Linked DNA regions of Homo sapiens: all the other regions are linked to region 2. Evidence: read pairs that join two places in POLR2A ChIA-PET (ENCODE). Cell type or tissue: OCI-LY7. All regions are shown on one strand. Links, peaks and the distances in the headings refer to the core of each region. The heading gives the core; the rest is flanking DNA.

The links. ChIA-PET counts read pairs that join two places held together with the same protein. Peaks named below come from ENCODE experiments on the same cell type or tissue, not always from the same donor. Only the 100,000 strongest peaks of a DNase experiment are listed, where the experiment ranks them.
Region 1: POLR2A ChIA-PET joins it to region 2 with 8 read pairs; 3 of 35 experiments call an interaction of 5 or more read pairs at or near these places.
Region 3: POLR2A ChIA-PET joins it to region 2 with 6 read pairs; 2 of 35 experiments call an interaction of 5 or more read pairs at or near these places.

Annotation. Positions count from the first base shown.
Region 1 is chr7:152,592,231-152,597,193 of GRCh38, forward strand. LOC124901846 (small nucleolar RNA U13) reads left to right here and starts at 3,693; the gene lies at 3,693-3,800. It also overlaps the pseudogene RNA5SP250. In OCI-LY7, for the core only: no CTCF peak of the experiment used is centred there; no DNase peak of the experiment used is centred there.
Region 2 is chr7:152,458,004-152,462,966 of GRCh38, forward strand. No RefSeq gene overlaps it. Among named protein-coding and RNA genes, the nearest start is that of LINC01003, 3.6 kb to the right of the region's middle. In OCI-LY7, for the core only: no CTCF peak of the experiment used is centred there; a DNase peak (open chromatin) is centred at 2,108.
Region 3 is chr7:152,152,366-152,157,328 of GRCh38, forward strand. It overlaps KMT2C (lysine methyltransferase 2C), which reads right to left. Exons shown (of 59, transcript NM_170606.3): 45 at 3,840-3,981; 46 at 3,545-3,692; 47 at 1,902-2,080; 48 at 1,645-1,781; 49 at 340-589. Among named protein-coding and RNA genes, the nearest start is that of GALNT11, 130 kb to the left of the region's middle. In OCI-LY7, for the core only: no CTCF peak of the experiment used is centred there; no DNase peak of the experiment used is centred there; H3K27ac peaks cover 335 bases.

The DNA of each region.
Region 1 (4,963 bases), core at 568-4,567, 130 kb after region 2:
AGGGTGCGATTCTCCTTTGTACCAGCATGCTTGCCAGCTTTTATCTAGTGAGATTAATTAGAACTTTTAGAAGTGCAAGTTAGGGCCATAAAATATTAACATTCATGTCACTGGTAATCTGTGAGTGTACTGAGAGAGCCCGGAGCGATTTTAGGGTATGGTTGCTTGGACGGGGATCTGGAGGTTTAGTTTTCCACTCTTCTCCGGTGAAGGTTTCTCAGTGGCTGCTCAGTGGCTCTGGATCCTCACCAAACTGACCCCTGCCATTGAATGTCCCTTGCCTCTGTGAGTTCATGCATTCATCTCTCTCATCCCTTTCATGCTTCCCAGAAACTCTAATGTCATGTTGGCGCATTTGTTGTACACCTACACGTGGAATCCCGGCTGTGGGTCTCTAGGAAAACGGCCTGGCTCAGTGTTCCAGGTTGTTCCTCCCATCGTTATCATGACCTCTGATGCCCCATCAACAGAAACTCCCGTGACTAAATGCTCCGGGAAGGTGATGCTAATGATGGACTGGTTCATTTGCCTTACTTTTCTTTTCTTTTTCTTTTTTTTTCTTTCAGAATAGCTGGGATTACAGGCGCCTGCCACGACGCCCGGCTAAATTTTGTATTTTTAGTAGAGACAGGGTTTCACCATGTTGGCCAGGCTGGTCTCAAACTCCTGACCTCAGGTGATTCACCTGCCTTGGCTTCCCAAAGTGCTGGGATTTACAGGTGTGAGCCACCGTGCCAGGCCACACCTACAGCACCCAGTATTCCCAGGCAGTCTCCCATCCACGTACTAACCAGGCCTGACCCTGCTTAGCTTCCCAGATCAGACTAGATCGGGTGCATTCAGGGTGGTATGGCGGGAGATTTTTTTTTTTTTTTTTTTGAGATGGAGTCTTATTCCATCACACAGGCTGGAGTGCAGTGGCGCGATCTCAGCTCACTGAAACTTCTGCCTCCCAGGTTCAAGCGATTCTCCTGCCTCAGCCTCCTGAGTAGCTGGGATTACAGGTGCCCACCACCACACCCAGCTAATTTTTGTATTTTTAGTAGAGACGGGGCTTCACCATGTTGGTCAGGCTGGTCTTGGACTCCTGACCTCAAATGATCCACCCGCCTTGGCCTCCCAAAGTGCTGGGCTTACAGGCATGAGCCACCGCGCCCGGCTGCCTTACATATTTACATATTTCCCAAGTGTTCCTAGCTAGGAACTATTGCTGTTACTCAAACTCCTACAGGGAAGGTCAGGGCCTGCTTTGGACAGTTCCAGGGACAGTGACCAGTGCAAATAGTGGGTTGATGCTTCTTTATTTCTTCTTCTCTTTTTTTGAGACAGGGTCTCCCTCTGTTGCGTAGGCTGGAGTGCCGTGGTGCAATCACCGCTCACTGCAGCCTCAACCTCCTGGTTCAGTTGATCCTCCCACCTCAGCCTTCTGAGTAGCTAGGACTACAGGTGCGTGCCACCATATTCAGCTGATTTTTTGTTGTAATTTTTGTGGAGATGGGGTTTTGCCATGTTGCCCAGGCTGGTCTTGAATTTCTGAGCTCAAATGATCCACCTGCCTCAGCCTCCCACAGTGCTGGGATTACCAGTGTGAGCCACTGTGCCTGGCTAGGATAATGTTTCTTCCAATCACAATTGCAATATTATGGATTTTTTTTTTTTTTTTTTTTTGAGACAGAGTCTCATGTTGCCTAGGCTGGAGTGCAGTGGTGCAATCTCAGCTCACTGCAACCTCCGCCTCCTGGGTTCAAGCAATTCTCCTGCTTCAGCCCCCCAAGTAGCTGGGACTACAGGCATGCACCACCACGCCTGGCTAATTTTTGTATTTTTAGTAGAGACGGGGTTTCGCCATGTTGGCCAGGCTCGTCTTGAACTCCTGACCTCAGGTGATCCACCCACCTGGCTCGACCTCCCAAAGTGCTATGATTACAAGCTTGAGCCACCGCGCCCGGCTGCGGTATCATGGATTTACATGAAAAGAAATATACGGTATTAGAACTCTGGGACTTTAAGATGTGCTAGGTAAGATTTCTCAGGTACAGATGAATTGTCTCAGACACAGAACTCTCACAATGCACTGCTGGGGAGACGCAGAAACCCTGAGGTACCCCCTTCCCACATGCTGTCTTCTAAGGAATGACAAGACCTGACCACAACTAGACCCAATAGGCTAACATGACCATTTCAGCTCCATCATGTGAGTGGGCCTTTGTCCCACTGAGGTTTCCCATCACCCTCTGGGTACCTTTCTCCAGTTAAATTTCCATGTTATGAACTCTGCCTTCCCTACCAAGAAGTGTGAATTCACGGCTGGGTGCAGTGGCTCACGCCTGTAATCCCAGCACTTTGGGAGGCCAAGGCAGGATGATCACTTGAGATCAGGAGTTCAAGACCAGCCTGGCCAGCATCGTGAAACCCCGTCCTACTAAAAATACAAATATTAGCTGGGCATGGTGGTGCATGCCTGTAATCCTAGCTACTTGGGAGGCTGAGGCAGGAGAATCACTTGAAACCAGGAGGCAGAGGTTGCAGTGAGCCGAGATTGTGCCACTGCACTCCAGCCTGGGTGACAGAGCAAGACACCTTCTGGAAAAAAAAAAGAAGTGTGAACTCAGACTCCTAGAGACTCCTAGCCTCTCTGCCAGGAGACATGGACACGCTTCCCAGCTCACACCCCTCGGATGCACCTGTGTTAAGCTTTCGCGTGACAGGGACTGGTTGACGGGAGAGGCTCTGTGCACAGATCCTGCTCTGCTGGTACTGCTAGTGGTGGTGACACCTGGCTGCTGGGGGCAGCAGCAGTGGCAAGAGTGAGTCTCTGAGGGCCCATGTTGGGTTCAGCTATGCTTGCAGGAAAGTCACGCCCCTGGGTTCAGGTCTCGGGATAGGCTGTGGCTGTGGCTGTGGCCATGGTCCTGAGAGTTGCCACAGGAAGCTCAGCCTCAACGCCTTTCTTCCGACCCCTCTCAAGGGGGGTTGAGCTTGTGAGTTACCTGAGGTCTTTTTTTTTTTTTTTTTTTTGAGACGGAGTCTCGCTCTGTTGCCCAGGCTGGAGTGCAGTGATCTCGGCTCACTGCAAGCTCCATCTTGCGGGTTCACACCATTCTCCTGCCTCAGCCTCCCAAGTAGCTGGGACTACAGGCGCCCGCCATCACGCCCGGCTAATTTTTTGTACATTTAGTAGAGACGGGGTTTCACCATGTTAGTCAGGATGGTCTCAATCTCCTGACCTCGTGATCCACCCGCCTCGGCCTCCCAAAGTGCTGGGATTACAGGCATGAGCCACCGCGCCCGGCCAACCTGAGATCTTTAGCAAATCTTTTGTGTGTCTGTCTTTTTCTGCTTAAATTAGCCATGGTGAATTCTGTTCTGAGTTTTGTTTTTGGTAACTAAAAATCCTGACCCTTACACATTGGTACCAGGAGTGGTCCCAAGCAACAGACCTTCAGGAAAAGCGGGATATGAAGTTTGTTATCTGAAATGAGTGGGTCTGAACACAGAGAGAATGCATTTCGTGTAGAAGGGTGAGCACCAGGGGCAAAAGTGTCACTTCAGTGAGGACTTTGTCGTGACCTGGACTGTCACATCCATTGAAGGCAAGGCTTTGTGCGGAATGAAAGGGGACAGCCATGGAATGGGATGGAAACAAGAAGGTTAAACTTGGCGCGTTGTTTGGCTGCATTTAGATACACTGGAGGCCCCTGTAGTTCCCGAGCACGATGACTGGGTGTTCACGTGCACGTGTGGGATGTGCCACCCTCTGAACCTTGTTACGATGTTGGCACATTACCCTGGACCTGACCTTGGATAAATAAATAAATAAATAAATAAATAACTACACTGGATGCCAGTTGTGGTGGCTCACACCTGTAATCCCAGCACTTTGGGAGGCCAAGGCAGGCAGATGACTTGAGGTGAGGAGTTTGAGACCAGCCTGGACAACATGGTGAAACCCCGTCTCTACTAAAAATATAAAAATTACCTGGATGTGGTGGCAGGTGCCTGGAATCCCAGCTACTCAGGTGGCTGAGGCAGGAGAATCACTTGAACCCCAGGAGGCGGAGGTTGTAGTGAGGCAGGATCAGACCACTGCACTCCAGGGCGACATAGTGAGACTCTGTCTCAGGAAAAAAAAAAAAAAAAAATTGGCCAGGCATGTTGGCTCACACCTGTAATCCCAGCAATTTGGGAAGCTGAGGCAGGTAGATCACCTGAGGTCAGGAGCTGGAGACCAGCCTGACCAACGTGGTGAAACCCCATCTCTACTAAAAATACAAAGTTAGCCAGGTGTGGTGGCGGGTGCCTGTAATCCCAGCTACTTGGGAGGCTGAAGCAGGAGAATCACTTGAACCTAGGAGGTGGAGGTTGCAGTGAGCCAAGATTGTGCCATTGCACTCCAGCCTGGGTGACAAGAGCAAAACTCCGTCTCAGAAAACGACAACAACAACAACAACACTGGAGACAATAAGTCTTAAGTTTTGGCTTAAGATGTTTTCAAAGAACTGGGGAATTTCTGACTCTTCTGAATGGGAATCTCCAACAATGGCAGTGTGCGGCTGCCGGTCTATGCAGCTTTGGCCACTGGGTACTGTTTACAGTCTGTGACAGGCTATGCACTATTTTGTGAACAGGAGGACTCCCATAAGGAGGACTCCACAGGGTCCAGTGGCTTGGATGGGGCCATGCGGAAAGATCTGGATGACCTGGAGCTTGCTGTATCCCCAACCCACAGAGTGCCCCTTCCAGCAGAAGCTGCCCCCCTTCTGCCTGATGGAGCTTGAAGACCCCATAATAGGCTCACAAGACTGTCACATGTGAGAAGGAGCCAGCTGTCCTCATGCTAAACTCTCACCCCACCTCCTGCCTCCAAGCCAGTGAATGGATTCTAGGCGGTCTTTCACTGAGCTGGTGGTTATTACTTGCCCCCAGAGTCTAACTAATAGATTGCTGCTTTAGGCTCCTGTTG
Region 2 (4,963 bases), core at 362-4,361:
TTTCTCTCTAAGAGGTTGCCTTTTCCTAGTACTTGATTTGCCCTACCAGGTCAGCAACTCTCCTCAAATGTCAGTCAAGGAGAGACAACTTCAATTTATAGCCAACTACCACACCAATCTCTTTCATCCTAAGAACAATTCCCTATGCCACTCCTTAATGGTACACGAAGGGCCATGTCTCAACTACACCTTCCCCATCTTAACAAGAACACGAACACACACACACACACCACACACTCTCAAGTGCCATTATTCATTTTGAACCAAGTAAGCTTATCCTTTGAAGGCACTCTCCATTTCTCCCCTTAATGAGGCATAATTACTACATTAATAATAACACAAATAAAATGCTTCCCATAAGAATAGCATTTCCAGGCGGGGGCGGTGGCTCACACCTGTAATCCCAATACTTTGGGAGGCCGAGGCGGGTGGATCATCTGAGGTCAGGAGTTCAGGACCAGCCTGGCCAACATGGTGAAACCCCATCTCTACTATAAATATAAAAATTAGCCAGGCGTGGTGGACACCTGTAATCCCAGCTGCTTGGGAGGCTGGGGCAGGGGAATCGCTTGAACCTGGGAGGTGGAGATTGCAGTGAGCCGAGATCGCACCACTGTACTCCAGCCTGGGCAGCAAGAGCGAGACTCTGTCTCAAAAAAAAAAAAAAAAAAAAAAAGAATAGCATTTCCAAGCCTTATACATAAACAGTACCTCATTTGATCCTCATCATAACATCAAGGGTAGACATGACCAGTATTATTAGCCTCACTTCACAAAGGAAGAAACTGAGACTCAGACTGTTGTCTCTGGGTATCAGTTTCCAAGTCTGTCCAATGAAGGATTGAGCCCTGTGACCTCTAAGAACTCTTCCACTTCTAAAATTGTATAATTTCCATAATTTGTCTGACATCACTAAGACAGTAGTTAGTGGCAGATTAGGGACCTGAGAGAATGACTTGGTGCCAGGCTGATTCTCCCACAACGTGTTATCTTTGCTGCCAATAGCAATGGCTAACATCAGCTATGCGATATGTCCTGCACTGTGCCAGTTACTCACGAGGCATTGTTATTTATTTATTTATTTATTTATGTATTTATTTATTTATTTATTGAGATGGAGTTTCACTCTTGTTGCCCAGGCTGGAGTGCAGTGGCGCAATCTCGGCTCACTGCAACCTCCGCCTCCCAGGTTCAAGTGATTCTCCTGTCTCAGCCTCCCAAATAGCTGGGATTACAGGCGTCCATCATGCCTGGCTAATTTTGTATTTTTAGTAGAGACAGGGTTTCACCACGTTGGTCAGGCTGGTCTCCAACTCCTGACCTCAGGTGATCTGCACGCCTCAGCCTCCCAAAGTGCTGGGATTAGAGGCGTGAGCCACCGCGCCAGTCCAGAGCATTGTTGAATACCTACTCAGCATTGTCCTCCATCCCGCTGCGTAAATGTATTGAGATTTCAGTTACATACACACTTAATGGAGAAGGCGACACCACCCCTGCTCCAAGGATGTACTCTGATCGACACTTTCCATTCTTCTGGCCATAGTCATTGGGTGACTTGGGGGCTCTGAACTGGAATGCCGGAACAGAAGTACACTCTCTCCTGCTGAACATACATTAGGAAGCACTGGCTTCTGCTGCTACTGGCAGCCTCTCTGTGGCCCTAAGGGGAAGCCTCAGGATTCTTGTTTGGAACTGATAGTTTTTAGCAGCTAAAATCTGAGACGTCTATACCGTATCCTTAAAACTCTGAATAAACAACATAGGCAAAGACAGATGATGTCACTGAGACCCAGAGAGGATATTAGACCTTGCCCAGCATACATTACCTATTGGGGGCCAGTTAGGACTAAATTACAAGTCTCCAGCAACTGACCTAGGGTTCTCTTGGCCTCAGCATGTGGAAGGGGCCCCACGTGCAAAGGTTCCGGATAAAGATCAGACTGTGATCTAGCTGATGAACAGAACCCAGAAGTATGTTTGAGGGGGAGGAAGGAGGAGGCTAAGAGAGGCCTTCTTATGTTCTGCTTTTTTGCCCTGAGGGGATGACACTTAACCACTGCAGAGGCTGCAGCTGAGCCGCAGGGATGGTCACACTGAACCAGTAGTTCTTCCCTTCCCCCACTCTAAACCTCTGCCAAGCAGAGAGCCTCTGAGACTGCTCTGGAGAAAGGGGCTGCCTGCCAACTATCTGCCCACCTGGGGCCAGGGTGAGGGCAAGGCCAGTGGCTACATTCTGTGAACAGCTGGAAAAAAAGTAGGCAACACAGTGGCCTTGGGACAATGGCCTTCCCACTCTCCTTGTCACGAAATAGCAGGATTAAAAAAAAAGGGGGGGAGGATATTTATTTAATCCTTTTGTTACAAATTAAAGTTGCTAATTTGTTTTCAAAAATTGCAGGAAATAAAGTACACGAATCAAAGAAACACAAAATATTTAAAAACAAAATAGCTATTCTCCCAACTTTCTTACTTATAGGTATGTCTATACAATTGTGGCAGAATCCAAAGGGAAGGACAGTTTGGTTAGTCCATTTGGTCACAGCAAATGTACCTGTTCATTTGTTCATCAACGATTTGTTGAGCACTCACCTTGTGCCCTGAAGATACAGTTCAGAAAAAACACCGAAAAGGCCCCTGTGTCCAGCAGCTCACATCTTAATGGTGGAAGGGAGATGAAGGAGAACAGACCATAATAAGTAAGTAAACAATGATTTCAGACTGTGCCAAGAGCTCTGAGGAAAACACGGTGATATGATAGGGAGCGGGGAAAGGTACTTTAGGTACAATGTCAGAAATGCCTCCCCCAGGCCAGGCGAGGGGGTGCAAGCCTGGAATCCTAGCACTTTGGGAGGCCGAGGTGGGTGGATCACTTGAGCCCAGGAGTTTGAGACCAGCCTGGGGTTTCACCATGTGAAACCCAGACTCCACAAAAAAAAAAAAAAAGACAAAAAAAATTGGCTGGGTGCCATGGCTCATGCCTGTAATCCCAGCACTTTGGGAGGCCAAAGCAGGTAGAGCTCAGGAGTTCAAGACCAGACTGGCCAACATGGTGAAACCCCGTCTCTACTAAAAATACAAAAATTAACTGGGCACCATGGTGGGTGTTTGTAATCCCAGCTACTTGGGAGGCTGAAACAGGAGAATCACTTGAACCCAGGAGGTGGAGGTTGCAGTGAGCCGAGATCATGCCACTGCACCCCAGCCTGGGTGAAAGAGCAAGACTCTGTCTCAAAATAAATAAATTAATTAAATTAAATTAAAATTAAAAAAATTAGCCAGGTGTGGTGGTGCATACCTGTAGTCCCCACTACTTGGGAGGCTGAGGTGGGAGGATCACTTGAGCCCAGGAGGTCAAAGCTGTAGTGAGCCGAGATTGCACCACTGCACTCCAGCCTTGGAGCCTTGGCAACAGAGAGAGACCCTGTCTCAAAAAAAAAAAAAAAAAAAAAAAAAAAAAAGAAAGAAAGAGAAAGAAAGAGAAAGAAAGAAAAAAGAAAAAGAGGCCAGGTGCAGTGGCTCATGCCTGTAATCCCAACACTTTGGGAGGCTGAGGTGGGCAGATCACTTGAGGTCAGGAGTTCGAGACCAGCCTGACCAACATGGCGAAACCCTGTCTCTACTAAAAATACAAAAATTAGCTGGGTGTGGTGGCAGGCACCTGTAATCCCAGCTACTAGGGAGGCTGAGGCAGGAGAATCACTTGAACCTGGGAGGCAGAGGTTGCAGTGAGCCAAGCATGGGCGACAGAGTGAGACTCCATCTCAAAAAAAGGAAAAGGAAAGGAAAGGAGGAAGAAACGAAGAAACGAAGGAAGAAAGGAAGAAAGAAAGAAAAATAAAGAAAAGAGAGAGAAGAGGGAAGGGGAGGGGAGGGGAGCAGGGAAGAGAGGAGAGGCTGGGCCCAGTGGTTCACACCTGTAAGCTGAGGTGAAGGAGTTTGAGACCAGCCTGGCCAACATCGTGAAACCCCATCTCTACTAAAAATACAAAAATTAGCCAGGGTTGGTGGCACGTGCCTGTAATCACAGCTACTCAGGAGGCTGAGGCAGGAGAATCGCTTAAACCTGGAAGGCGGAGGTTGCAGTGAGCTGAAATCGCACCATTGCACTCCAGCCTGGGCGACAGGGCAAGACTCCGTTTCAAAAAAAAAAAAAGGAGAAAGAAACAAAGAAAGAAAGAAAAATGCCTCCCCAAGGTGACAGACGAGCTAAGCCAGGCGAAAAGTCTAAAGAAATTCAAGTGCAAAGGCCCTCTGGCAAAAAGGTCTTGGCAGAAAGGTGGTCAGTGTGCCTGCTGCACTGAAACTGCTCCTGTAAGGCAGGGATCCTATAAGGTAGGCCTTGAATGTCATGATGGGGAGCTCGGTTAGGACCCCCATGATAGGTAGGAAGGCAGCTGGAAAGAGCAGTTCTGCCATTTTTACGGATACATTCATGAGCCATGATGGGTCGTCCTGGTGGACCTCTGGAGCCTGACCTGGGTCCACGTTTGAGGTCTCCGACTTTAGTGACCCTGGGAAAGTTACTTGAGTTTCCTCATTTGAATAGCCAAGGGTTTCTCGTGTTTGATGCCAAATGCCTTGTGCGGGGATTGGCTCCAAACCTCAGCCTCATCAGTCAATTTATCCTTACGTTCAAGAGCAGCCATTTACAAAACGAGCTCAGAAAATTAAAAAAAAAATACAAACTTTAAATCGCCAGAATACTGCATAAACTAAAAGTAGGCCGGGCGCAGTGGCTCACGCCTGTAATCCCAGCACTTTGGGAGGTCGAAGCGGGCGGATCACCTGAGGTCAGGAATTCGAGACCAGCCTGACCAACATGGAGAAACCCCGTCTCTACTAAAAATGCAAAAATTAGCTGGGCATGGTGGTGGGCGCCTGTACTCCCAGCTATTTGGGAGGCTGAGGCAGGAGAATTGCTTGAACCCAGGAGACGGAGGTTGCAGTGAGCTGAGATCGCGCC
Region 3 (4,963 bases), core at 568-4,567, 310 kb before region 2:
TGTACCAGGTGGCCCAGGTGCAGCGGGATGGGGGTTGGGAGACAGGAAGAACAAAAGCTGCTCAAGGGCAAGCCCGTCACAGGCTTCTTCTGGCAGCCTGCACAGATGGCTGGCACTCACATAGCCCCTGGTGACAGCATGACAGAATACACAGGCCAAAGCACTAGAGGTCAAAATCACAGCACAGAAAACAGAACACCCACACATGGTAAGTTCACCAAGGACTATACGCCAGCATGTTACCTGTCCGTTGTTAAAAGATAATCAGTATCTCAAAGAGTAAGCTTAACTTTTGAATCAGGAATGGATTTGGGGTTAACAAAAAGCTCACTAGCTCACCATTGCTTGTTGGAGGAAATGGTACATTAGGCTGCTTCAGCCGGTAAGAGCTCACTAATCTGGGAGGGTTTGCAGATCCTGGCGGAGGCCCACGGAGAAGTAAATGCTGTCGATACTCCAAACCCGGGTTGATTCTGTGGCTACTGACCAAACCCATGGATGGGACATCTGGAGCACTGCTAACCTCATAGCTGTTAGGGATTCGGACGTGAAGAAGGTCGGAAAATGCAGCCACAACACTGCTAATGTTCTAAAACCAAATGCAAATGCTGTATTATTCACCCAGAAGGCAACAGTGAACCACTGAAGAAAAATACACACTTAGGATAAATCCTCTTTGCATGATACATAGATTCTAAGAAAATCCAACAAATTTTATTTAGACTTAAAGAACCTCAGGAAAAAAATTAGCTCTAACGAACTAATATCCAAAAAAAGAAATTTATAAACAGAAATCCTCATAAAGGGATTCCAATTAACATTAAATATCTAGTAACACATTAAACTATTTTAGATATTGTAACATCTGACAGACCCCGTCAGTTCCTACAGGTGGTCAGAAAGCTTACTTCCAGGGGCTTCCCTCCAGCTCTGACACAACCCGTAAGAACAGACAAAGGTCTTGCTACTGCTGTATTTTGTTGATAACCAAAATATCACATCATTGGACTTCTAGTTTGGTCTCTACTGAAATGTCTTCACAGAATTCAGAGTTAAAAAAATAAAAAATCCTCAGGAAATTACTTATGTTTGATATAAGCAGATGCTACTTGAAGAACATTTCTATTGCTTCTGCAAAACTATTACTGTTGATAAAGTTCTTTTTCATTGCTTAATTTTCTTCTCTGTTAACAGTTACAAAGAAGTTTTTTCTGAGATGGACATGATGGCTCACACATGTAGTCCCAGCTACTGAGGAGGCTAAAGCAGAAGGATTACTTGAGCCCAGTAAGTTTGAGGCTGCAGTGAGCTATGACTGTGCCACTGCACTCCAGCCTGGGCAACAGAAGGAGACTGTGTCTCTATTAAAAAAAAAAAAAAAAAAAGAGTTCTCTAAAGTATACATCCTTTAATAAGAAAATGTGAGCTCTAATTTCCCTTTTTACTTGACGTAGGCTGAGACCAATTCAATGACAAACGATGGCACTCAAAGGCAGCTGAGAGGTCTGCAGTGAGCATCAGCTCTGCTCTCTGACCCTTTATCCTCAGTGATCCTGTTTGTGTGTGTTTTATGGTAGACACCTGACCCATCTTTGAAAATTGGGGACATACTGTTTAACATTAAGAAGTCATTTAATCTTTTACCTCAGCAGCTGTAGGATGCAGAGTAATTGCTACAGATATAAGACCTGATCTGGGACCATTTGGGGAAGGACCAAAAGGTGACGCAAAATATAAAGTGCCTGGCTCAGTTTTGATGTCATTCCTTCTTGATTCTGAACCTTTAAAAAGAGAGAAAAAAAAGAGGAAAATAGTGTTAATGGATTTTCAAAATCAAAATATTTACATTAGTAAATTGGCGTAGTGTAAAGGGAAATAATAAGGTTAAGTGTTGTTCTTACTTTTCCCAGCAGTGCTAGGAAGAATTGGAATGATGGGGGACGGCACCGGTTCTGGAGGCTCCTCCTTGACCAATGACAGATCTGGATACCTGCTCACTTCTACCCCAACCACACTCTCAGGAGAGGATGAGGGAACAAAACTGTCAGGAGTATCTCGATCACCACAGTGATCCTGTATCCTGAAAAAACATAAACACACACATCAAAGTCTGCAAATCCACCACTGGGGGCTTCCTGTACCAACCCTGCTGACATCTGTGAATACAGCTGTAAGGATACTCTGGGCAGCACCTATACGATGAGCAGCAAATGAATCAGCTCAGAGCCACACTGGGAAAAAAATACAAGAACAATATTTAGTTACAAAATAATTTAAATGGTATGTTTCCTTTTAACGAAAGCTTCAGCACCAAAGTTTGAAGACCTGCCAAAGAGGAAGATGTTCTGATTAGCATGTAACATAGAGAGCATGAAAGCACCTTTTCAAAATCCCAGATCGTTGAGCCTAGGGCAGCACTCCTGCAGCTTGAAAAGGAAAGAGCTGCTGGTTGGATTTAACAATAAAAAAGGAAAACTTTAAAAAGACAAAAAAAAAAGGAAAGAGAAGTCCAACACATATGCAATGGTCACACCTGCATTCACCTGACTGGGAAAACAGCTGTCCTACTGCTGCTCTTTACACTGGCAAGATGGGAGAAAACTTAGCCATTGACTTGATCGGCCCTTATTTTTCTTAACTGATAAAGTGAGGTGAGAAAAACAAAAGACTGGTCCCTTCTGTTGAGTTCAAGTTTGAGTCTACCAGGCCAATTGTGAGGTCTCAGACTAAGTTCCACAACCCTGTGGAACTGCTGTCTCCCACTCCTCACGCAGAGAAGTAGCTGTCATGCAGGAGACCCAAGAAAGGCTGGCCTACTGAGGTACAGTAGAAAGAGGACCTGGATCCTCAATTGGGACAGATTATTCTCCACTTCGGTCCAAAGTTTCCCCATTAATAAAGTAAGGGACTTAGGTTAAATAAATGTCTCATCAAATAGAGGGTAGTGGGCAGATTTTCCAAAGAAGAGATAATTATTTGATGAAGTTGTAAGAACCCTCTGGATCTAAAGAGTTGGCTAGCGATCATCTACTAAGGGAACTTGATTCTCCCCAATTAGAATCTTACAGTTAAAGAACTGACACAAAGACATCAAACCCCAGACAGTTCTTAAACTCTCTTCCACGACGGCGTTCTCTGATATAGCAACTTCTGCTCTTTCATTTTAGACATCTACAAACAACAATAAACCCAATAAATCACATTAATACCCTTTAAAGGACAATGATTTCTGAAATATGTTGCATGGAGATTTTCCACTACCTTCATGTCTATTAGATTATTTAATTAGATTAAATAATCTAATACTTAACTGTCTATTAGATTATTTAACTCTCTATATGATGTAGGCTTAAAAAAATGCAAACTAATTATGTTTAATGGTAACAATGTCTTATAAACTTTAAATCCTGAAGATTATTCACCAAATTGTACTCTTCAAATGTTTTTACATGCTATTCCTAAAGACATTATGCCACATACATACATTTATTTTTTTTAAAAGAAGAAATAACTAAGAATTATTTGAGAAAAAAATAACCTGTACCTTAATTCTTCCTGATTGTTATGAGGTGGTGTTGGGAGGGAGGCTGGCACATCAACTGTCTTGGGGCCCTGAGCAAGAGCTCGGGCCAACAAGTCGTCCTGGGGTCTGAAGGGCAGCTGAAATGGTTTAGGTCCTAGAGTTTTGGTAACTGGAAAAGCAAAAACACAAAACCATAAATACATTCAGTCAATATTGATAAATGGGTAGAACTTTACAATTCTATTGCCATTTCACAATACACAACTGGCAGAGGCACATTTCTCCGAGGTGTGAAATTTGGAGGCTATAATCATACCTTCATGGCTCACTAACACTCCGGCTTTTCCAGCAAGTTCTTCAGTTGTTGCAAAACCATTGGCCATCTTCTGACAAGCCATAGGAGGTGGTGTAGGAGGAAGAGAGGCAGGGGGTGTTGGAGGATTACTTAAATTATTCTGCTGCAGGAGACCAAAAAATTTAAATTATATGCTACTGAGCGAATATGCAATGACCTTGCTAAAACGTAGTTCTGTGAATTTTTTGCACATAGAAGCAAGGCTACAGAAATGTAATCAAGATGTATCTTGCACACCAAGAAAACAATACCTACAAGGCCAGGAGGCTTCTTAGTGGAACAGATACTCGTGATTTTATGGACATACCAACTTGCTTACTTTACCCAGCTTGACTACTTAAGCTCTGAAATTAAGAAGCTAATTTCCTTTCTACCTGATTTTATTTATGCAATTCTTCAAGTTTCGTGGTTATAGCTAGTGAAGGATAACTTTAAAATGCAATCAAGAAATTGCAAAATATTATCAAAATATCCTTTAAGTTCTCATTAAGATATGCCCTAGTTCTATGAAAAACTTAAGAATTTCTGGTCTTAAACTTGTAATACAACTCACATCCGAGATATGAGAATCTGGATTGACTAAGACCTTTAAAAGAAGCAACAGTACTAATGCTACTACTAAAGTAACTAAATCATTAATGTAGTTCCTCTTCAGACACCTCTCCCAGCTTAACAGTTATCACCAATTTGTCATTTACTGATTAGTCTCTCAAGGAGAGACTTGGAATCTACCAATAACACCATGCAAATCAAGTGCAAAGTCAAATTACAAATTTTGCAAAGATAAAGAATTTCATGAGGATGATAAAATAAGGTTGGAGAACAGCTTATGAGTTAAGATAGTTTTTTTTTTTTCTTTTTGGAGACAGAGACTTGCTCTGTCACCCAAGCTAGAGGTAGAGGGCAATGGCACAATCATGCTCACTGCAGCCTTGACCTCAGGGTGTGGTGGTGCATGCCTGTAGTCCCAGCTACTTGGTAGGTTGAGGCACTAGAATTGCTTGAATTTGGGAGGCAGAGATTGCAGGGAGCTGAGATTGCACCACTGCAATCTGGCCTGGGTGACAGAGCGAGACCCTGTCTCA